3 separate regions of the Mus musculus genome follow, and all the other regions are linked to region 3. Evidence: chromatin loops called from intact Hi-C (ENCODE). Cell type or tissue: left cerebral cortex. All regions are shown on one strand.

Region 1 (2,500 bases), 95 kb after region 3:
GGAGCCAAGAAGTTCTAAAAAGGCTGACCACCACAGAAAGGGGAAGGCCAGGGACAGACATGTGTAACTCCTCATGGCCTTCAGCTGGAAGGGACCAAACCCTATCCCTCTCCACACCATGCAGGGCAGAATGGAGGCTCCTGCCTCAGGGAGGTGGCACTTACTGTGAGAGAAGGCTGTTTGGGTTCTCACTGCCCTCTTCAGGCTGTGAGCCAGGGTTGAGGTGCTCTGTGAACAGCTTCAAGACGTGGGTCACCCTGGTGCTAGGATTCAGAGGCACCTGCAGAAGATCCATGCTAGGCCAAGTCGCCTGGACCTGGATCTTTGCCACTTTGGGAGTCTGGAGGTGAAGATTTGGAGATAAAGAATCAAGACCCTTCCATCCCTGCAATTCATGCGCACGTGTAATACTTAGACCAGTATTCAACATCACATGCATGCACAAGCCCACGTCTACAGCCAGGTGTGGAAATGCATGAACATACGAGCTACATACAGATGTGCACATGTACACCCTGGCTCATGTCTGCTGGTCAACACACACAGTCACAGATACAAAGACACACACACATACACACACACACAGATACACAAACAGACATACAAACAGAGACAGACACACACACAGAGATACACAGGCACACAGAGAAACACAGACACACACAGACACAAGACACACACACACACACACACACACACACACACACACACACACACACACACGACTTTCCCAAGTGGCTGTGTTGAAAACTCCTTCCTGCTCCATGTTCCGGAAAGAATCTTCGATTCTTCCACATCCCTGTTCCTCAGAGTAGCCCTATCCACTTTCGGAACCCCGCCCCAGGCTCACAAAGGACTTCCTAACCATAGGGCCAAGTCAGTGACTTCCAGAACCTCCCACCAGGCCAGCTTCCCATCCCTCAGCCCCTGCCTCTGGTTTCGCGGCACCAGCTCCTTGATCTCTGAGATGCGGCTCCGGCGCCGCCTGGAGGTCACAGACGGTTATGCATGGCAGTTTGGTGGCAGGGCCTAGGAAAAACCCGGATGCCCGCCCCTCAACCTTCTCTCCCCCTTCGGTTTCTCCATTCGCCTGGTATGGGAGCCACTCACCGCCTCAAGCCCTTCCCCAGCCTTGTCTCTGTCCACGTGTGTCCTCCACAGCCAAGTCTTGAGGCCCCCATCACAGAGCTGGGAACGACGGCCATTACTGTCATTCAGTTTTCGCACTTGAGCTACCAAGAAAGAGGCGACCTGTCCAGAAAGAATCATGTTTCAGCTGAGTTGATATGGCAGTGGCAAGCAAGGCCCCATTTCAGCCACCGCTGCCTCTCCCGCACAGGGCTTGAAACGGACACCTTGAAGCAGCTTCCAGAGATGTTAGAGGTTTAGCCCCAATGAGGACCCCGGAGTATTGGACTCAGGATCGAGCAGTCCCTGGAGCTACTGGACAGAGCTGTGCTTGAGAGAAGCTTCTCACTGGCACACCATGCAGAGATGTCCCCCAAACACATCTGGCCTGCAGAGTTCCTGGAGAACTGCAGGTCAGCTCAGCCACTGTGCAGTGTGAGAATCTAGCAAAGACCCAGCGACCCTCTTTCCAAGGTTCGACAGACTATGAGGTGTAGAAGCCTAATCACAGTGACACGCGTGGAGAAGTTGATGAGATTTCTATCTTGCTGTATACATCTGGGCTGTTTGATACTTTAAAAAAAAACCAACTAGTAAAAAACTAGTATTTAAGGAATATTTAAAAAAAAAAAAAAACTTCCTATAACAGGAAAAAGGTAGCATCCAAGAGCTGTCAGGTAAGATCACTGGCAGCTCTTTCATTAGCTGGTCCCTAGCATCCAACATCACGTGGAACTCCCCCTATTTGGATTTGATGTCTTCTTTTGACCTTTGCAGGGAGCAGGGCCATATGTGGTGTGGCCACACCCATGCAGGCCAAAAGTTCATACAGATAAAATAAAAATAAATCTTTAAAAAATTGCAATTCACTGTGTTTTAATAGCAATGTAAGTTAGGGGGTTGCATGCAAAGAAAAAGGAATTATGGGAGTCTGGGAGGCAGGTAGGGGGTTTTCAGCAGAACAACTGACCCTGAACTGAGTCTTTAAAAAAATAAGCATCCCTTATTTTTTGTTTTGTTTTGTTTTTTGAGACAGGGTTTCTCTGTATAGCTCTGGCTGTCCTGGAACTCACTTTGTAGACCAGGCTGGCCTCGAACTCAGAAATTCACCTGCCTCTGCCTCCCTAGTGCTGGGATTAAAGGCATGCGCCACCACATCCAAGTTCTGCCTTTGGAGAAAGGGAAAGGAGTATCCAGGCAGAGTGAAAGGCTTAAGCAGAAACCCAGAGATGGGAAGCCCAGGGTGCATTTGAATGCTTTGCTGGAATATATTAAGTGTGTGCCTGTGGTGCTGTGAATATGCTTGGCCCAAGGAGTGGCACTATGGTGAAGGAGGTGTGGCCTTGGTGAAGGAGGTGTGGCCTTGGTGAAG
Region 2 (2,500 bases), 260 kb after region 3:
CATATTCTGACCCAGCGGTCTGGCAGTAGCTCACCTGGCTAAGGCCCCTGCAGGCGATCACTGCGAGATGGTCATGCTCTCTGGTCGCTCCACACTGATGTTGGGGAGTACGTTCCTAATTAATGATGGACAGAAAGTGAACACGCATGCAGACCTATGAGTCTAAAACAGCTCCCCACAGGACAACTGAGTAGTCATATAAGTGGCAGAGACAGAGCTCAGGGCCTTCCTCTCAGGGCTCCTCCCACCAAGGTCCCAACATCCAGCAGCCTCCGCTATATACTGTCATTAGTGGCCTGCATGTCAACCTCAGAGTCCCTCCCACGCCTTCTCCTATAAGTCTCCTTTGTAGCTGGGCGGTGGTGGCACACGCCTTTAATCCCAGCACTTGGGAGGTAGAGGCAGGTGGATTTCTGAGTTTGAGGCCAGCCCGGTCTACAGTTCCAGTACAGCCAGGGCTATACAGAGAAACCCTGTCTCGAAAAAAACAAAAACAAAAACAAACCAAAAAAGTCTCCTTTGTTCATTGAATCAAATTTCTTCAAAGGCCCACTCGGGCATGTACACCAACTCCAAAAGATTGCTTCTGTCTGGCATGGTGGTTTTAATCCCAGCCACTCTAGAGGCAGAGGCAGGAGACTCTCTGTGAGTTCAAGGCCATTCTGGGCCACAAAGCAAGTTAGAGGACTCCAAAGAGAGTCTGTTTCAAGAAAAGAAACACAAAAAGATAGCTTCTTTATAAAAACCTTGTAGTGGTGAGTACGTACCACTCATTATGTGCAATTCACCTTGGCCTTCCTAGATGCGAAAGTGTCAAAACCTTGGTCTCTGATAGAAGAGAGCCACGTTGAGAAAGCCCAAGCCAAAATATAAATGTATCCATTTACTTAATGTATGAGTGCTCTGCTGCATGTACACCCAAACGCCAGAAGAGGGCATCAGATCCCCTTATAAATAATCATGCGCCACCATGTGGTTGCTGGAAATTATTGAACTTAGGACCCTCTGGAAGGGCAGCCAGTGCTTTTAACTGCTGAGCCATCGCTCCAGCCCCAGCACATGACTCTTTTAATCTTAGCCCTTGGGAGACAGAGGCAGGCCAGCCCAGACCCACATAGTGAGACCCTGTCTCAAACCAACAAAACAAAGCAAAACAAAACTGAGATGACTCTCACGCAGCCATCCACGTCCTGTGGGGAGGCTTAAGTGTTGGCAGGAGTGTGTGAAAGCGCCAGCATTTGAGAGGGAGGAGTGGACCCTTCAAACACGGGAAACGGCCTTCAGCAACTCCTCTCCCTGCATCATGTATGGCCAGAGCACACGCAGCCCATGGTCGGCTTCTAAATGCAGGTGCAGATGCAAAACAGACATGAGGCCAAAAAGAGATGCAGACACTGGAGGCCTGCAGGGTTGAGTCCGGGGAAAGCCTAGCTAAGCATAGCTCCCCTGCCATGGTCCTTCTTTCCTACAAAGGCCCAATAAAGCCTCATGGCCAAGGATAACCAAAGATCCCCTGAGCACGGCTACTGGGAGACATAAGGGGTTGGGACAGGCACATTAGCTCAAGTGGAACACAAGTTATCTCTGCCTGTCATTGTTTTAGTTCTCCTTTTTTTTTTCTTTAAAGATTTATTTACTTTATATATGTGAATATGCTCACTATCTTCAGACACACCAGAGAGGGCATCAGATCCCATTACAGATGGTCGTGAGCCACTATGTGGTTGCTGGGAATTGAACTCAGGACCTCTGGAAAAGCAGTCAGTGCTCTTAACCACTGAGCCATCTCTCCAGCCCCCTCCTTTCTTTTCTTTTCTTTCTTTCTTGTTTGTTTGTTTTTTGATTTTTCATTTTTTTTTGTGACAGGGTTTCTCTGTGTAGCCCTGACTGTCTTGGAACTTGCTCTGTAGACCAGGCTGGCCTCGAACTCACAGAGATCTCTGTCTCCCAAATGCTGGCATTAAAGGTGTGCACCACCACATCTACCTATCCTTTTATTTTTCAAATGCTGAAAATGAAGTTCTGAGTCTATCTTTGACTCAGAGAGTGACAGGACAGGAGTCCCGTGTCCAGTCGGCTCTTGTATCATCGCTGAAAACCCGTGGCAACATGCATAGTGCTGTATTGCATGCAAGGGACCAATGCTCCAAAGAATTGACTGGACAAGAGATCTGACCTCAAGTACAGGTGGGTCTAGAATGTTCCTGACATGGCAACACTCAGGATGCCTCTATCTACAGTGGAGTCACCAGCAAAGCAAATGAAATCTGATGAGTACCCAGCTTGCCACTGCTTACAGCAGGGCATGGTGGTTATGGGGCAAAGGGTTGGCACAGAAGTTACCAGTCAGTAAGCATCCCAAAACTGTTGGCTCTTACTTCTAGAACGAACCCATTGTTGGCTTTAACTGCTAAAAAGAACAGTGTGTTTGGCCTATGGCAGGGCAGTCACCACCAATCATACCACCAATATAAGTAGTGCCCAACAGGAATGGATGGAT
Region 3 (2,500 bases):
ATGGGGTCTCGGGCTGGCCTCAAAGTCACTATGTATCGCCGGGTATCTCTATGCCTCTCTTGCCTCCCCCTCCTCCTCAAGAGCAGGGATTATGAAACCGCCCATGTTGATGCTGCACTGGTGACTAAACCCAGGATTCCGTGCATGGGAGGCAAGCATCCCACTGAGCTACATCTTCTACCCCAAAGCACTTAAAAAACAGACCAACAAGAAGGAGGACATGGTTTGCACAGAAACCCAGGTGGCTTATGTGACTCCCTTCTTTCACACACCATTTCAAGCAGACTGAAAACAGGATGGGGCCTCTCCATGCAAGAGCTCATTTGAAGCTTAGGGGAAGCTGGGTTGCCAGCCAGCTACTGCCACGTAAGTCTTCATCACACCAGGCCCTTGGAACCAGCTTCAAGATGCTCTCAGGAGCACTGCTTTTTCAAGCTTGCAGGAGAAGGGGAACATCTCTTCCTTGCCAGTCAGTAGGCTCTGCTTTCTGGAGGCCACGTGCAAGAATCCCACAGAAGTACAGAGGGAAAGGGGCACCCACATGGCACAAGGAAAGCAGCAACCTGACCATCCAAACTTCTGCCTGCATCTCTCCCTCCCTGCCCAGCCCCAGCATCTTATATAGCCCAACTGCTAGGACAATAGGCTCCAGCCACACCTGCTTGAAAGTCTCCTTGAAGACTCTTCCGCTACAGCGCCTCAACACGCCATGTCCCAGACTACACCTGTGCTCTCAGCCTCCTCACCCCATCCTCCTAGGGGAGCGCTCTCCAATGTGGTCCTTATCCAAATTGTGTATGGAAGTGCAGCTACCAAGCCTGATACAGGAAAGCCAGGGTGGGAGGATCTAGGGTTTGAAGGCAGTCTATGTATCAAGACCCTGACACAGAAAAAAGGGAGCCAGGTGGGTGGTGAAAGTGGCAGGAGCTCTCAAGAGTCCCTGGGGTCTCTTGGTTTCAGAGTATACCGTGTGCTTACAAATAAATTTGGTCCTTTCTGAAAAGCAGCCCTGAATTCAGAGAGCCTATGCATTTGCATCCAGGGCATTGTGGCTCCTCAGAAAGCCACCAGGTGGCACTAGAGGACCAGGGCTTGCTGGCTCACCAGTGTATTCCCACAGTGAGGGGCTCCAGGATTAAAACAAGTCCCCTGAAGTTTTTTGAAGCTTGTCTGGGTTACAGAATGTCCACCAACCTCAAGCCCCACCAAGTGCCGGGTGATAGCAAGGTGGGATGGTTGAAAAAGAAAGAAAACCCCAGATTGGCCAGATGTTCAACAAAACATCCTAGGCTGTTAAGACTCAGGCAACCGGACTCAGTCCTCTTGCTAAACCAGGTTGAGAAACAGCTCTCAGACCTCTATCTCCACACCCCCAAGGGCTTGAGAGTGTAGCTCAGTGGTGGGGCCTAGCAGGCACGGAGGCCCTTGGTTCATTCCTAGCAGTGGGAAACAAAAAGAAACACAAACAATTCTAAAAGGTTCAGTAAGCCAGACAGTAGCCAGAGGGGAAGAAGGTCCCTTCCTCGTCTTCCTGAACATTCTGGGGAACACCCTAGTAACCCTGCTCTCTTGTTAATGAGGATTTTAAACTGCCAGATCCACTTCTCTCGAATCTTCTAGAAGACGAGTGACAAAGTATTAATAGACCAGACACAGCAGTGAACATGCTAACACCAAGCAGGCCAGGGTGGAGGCTTTACATCCTTACACGGGTGTGACGCTTCAGGATGGGCTGGGTGCGGGCTGGATGTGGGATGTAGGCGGCTGAGGATGCAGGCTGTCATTGCAGAGTAGCCACCAAGCACTGGCAGAGCCCACAGTACAAGTGAAACAGAACCCTGGGAAATTAAACTTCCTAGACACACATAGCCAACAGGCGCTGGAAAAGACGTCAACTCCATCAACCAGCAGGCAAACACAAAAGTAAGAACTGGTGAAGATAAGGAGCCAGAACCCGGGGCCTTCTGATGTGACGGAAAGATGGTTGCTGCTCTGTAAACAGGTTCCTTAGATAATTCAAGTCCAGCTTGCACCCCATCCAGTACCCATGCCAAAGGAGGCCTGCAGACACTAATGTTCCCAACAGCTGAGAGAGAGGTGACCTGCATGTCCAGTACCACAGATAAAGCAAGCATGGAACAGCCCGGTGTGCTGGCTCACGTCTACAATCCCAGCATCCTGGAGGCAGAGGCAGGAGGGCTACCACAAGCTTTGGGACAACCGGGTTTACACAGTGAGGACTAGGGTAGCCAATGACTGTCAGACCATTCCTAAAACAAGGGTGTGTGTGTGTGTGTGTGTAGGGACAAGGGAGAGAGACAGGAGACAATACACACAACTGCCGCTCAGGATGCCGTGACATCTGTGACATCACGCTAGGTAAAATAGTCACGCAGGGCCGGTCTCATCACACCAGTTCTTGGTGAATCTTTGATGATGTCTCCTGGGCTGGGGACAAGTTACATCCTCTTGTATGGCTTACCAGCTTCCCACCTGGCCT

Evidence for each region. A loop is a pair of places that touch in the nucleus more often than their neighbours do. Peaks named below come from ENCODE experiments on the same cell type or tissue, not always from the same donor. Only the 100,000 strongest peaks of a DNase experiment are listed, where the experiment ranks them.
Region 1: a loop joins it to region 3, with 4 times the contacts of the local background. A loop is called at or near these places in 33 of 42 quality-filtered maps.
Region 2: it touches region 3 in a loop (4-fold over the local background); 10 of 42 quality-filtered maps call a loop at or near these places.

What each region holds. Positions count from the first base shown.
Region 1 is chr2:158,545,459-158,547,958 of GRCm38, reverse strand. Arhgap40 (Rho GTPase activating protein 40) reads right to left here. Exons shown (of 15, transcript NM_001145015.1): 12 at 1,111-1,251; 13 at 165-340. Among named protein-coding and RNA genes, the nearest start is that of Arhgap40, 34 kb to the right of the region's middle. In left cerebral cortex, a CTCF peak has its summit at 1,000 (motif pointing left); a DNase peak (open chromatin) is centred at 989.
Region 2 is chr2:158,378,386-158,380,885 of GRCm38, reverse strand. It overlaps Snhg11 (small nucleolar RNA host gene 11), which reads right to left. Exons shown (of 5, transcript NR_164123.1): 4 at 35-115. Gm25129 (a small nucleolar RNA gene) reads right to left here and starts at 1,352; the gene lies at 1,220-1,352. In left cerebral cortex, a CTCF peak has its summit at 940 (motif pointing right); a DNase peak (open chromatin) is centred at 965; H3K4me3 peaks cover 2,156 bases.
Region 3 is chr2:158,640,633-158,643,132 of GRCm38, reverse strand. No RefSeq gene overlaps it. Among named protein-coding and RNA genes, the nearest start is that of Mir3474, 3.3 kb to the right of the region's middle. In left cerebral cortex, a CTCF peak has its summit at 1,072 (motif pointing right); DNase peaks (open chromatin) are centred at 187, 347, 1,062 and 1,758; H3K27ac peaks cover 1,734 bases.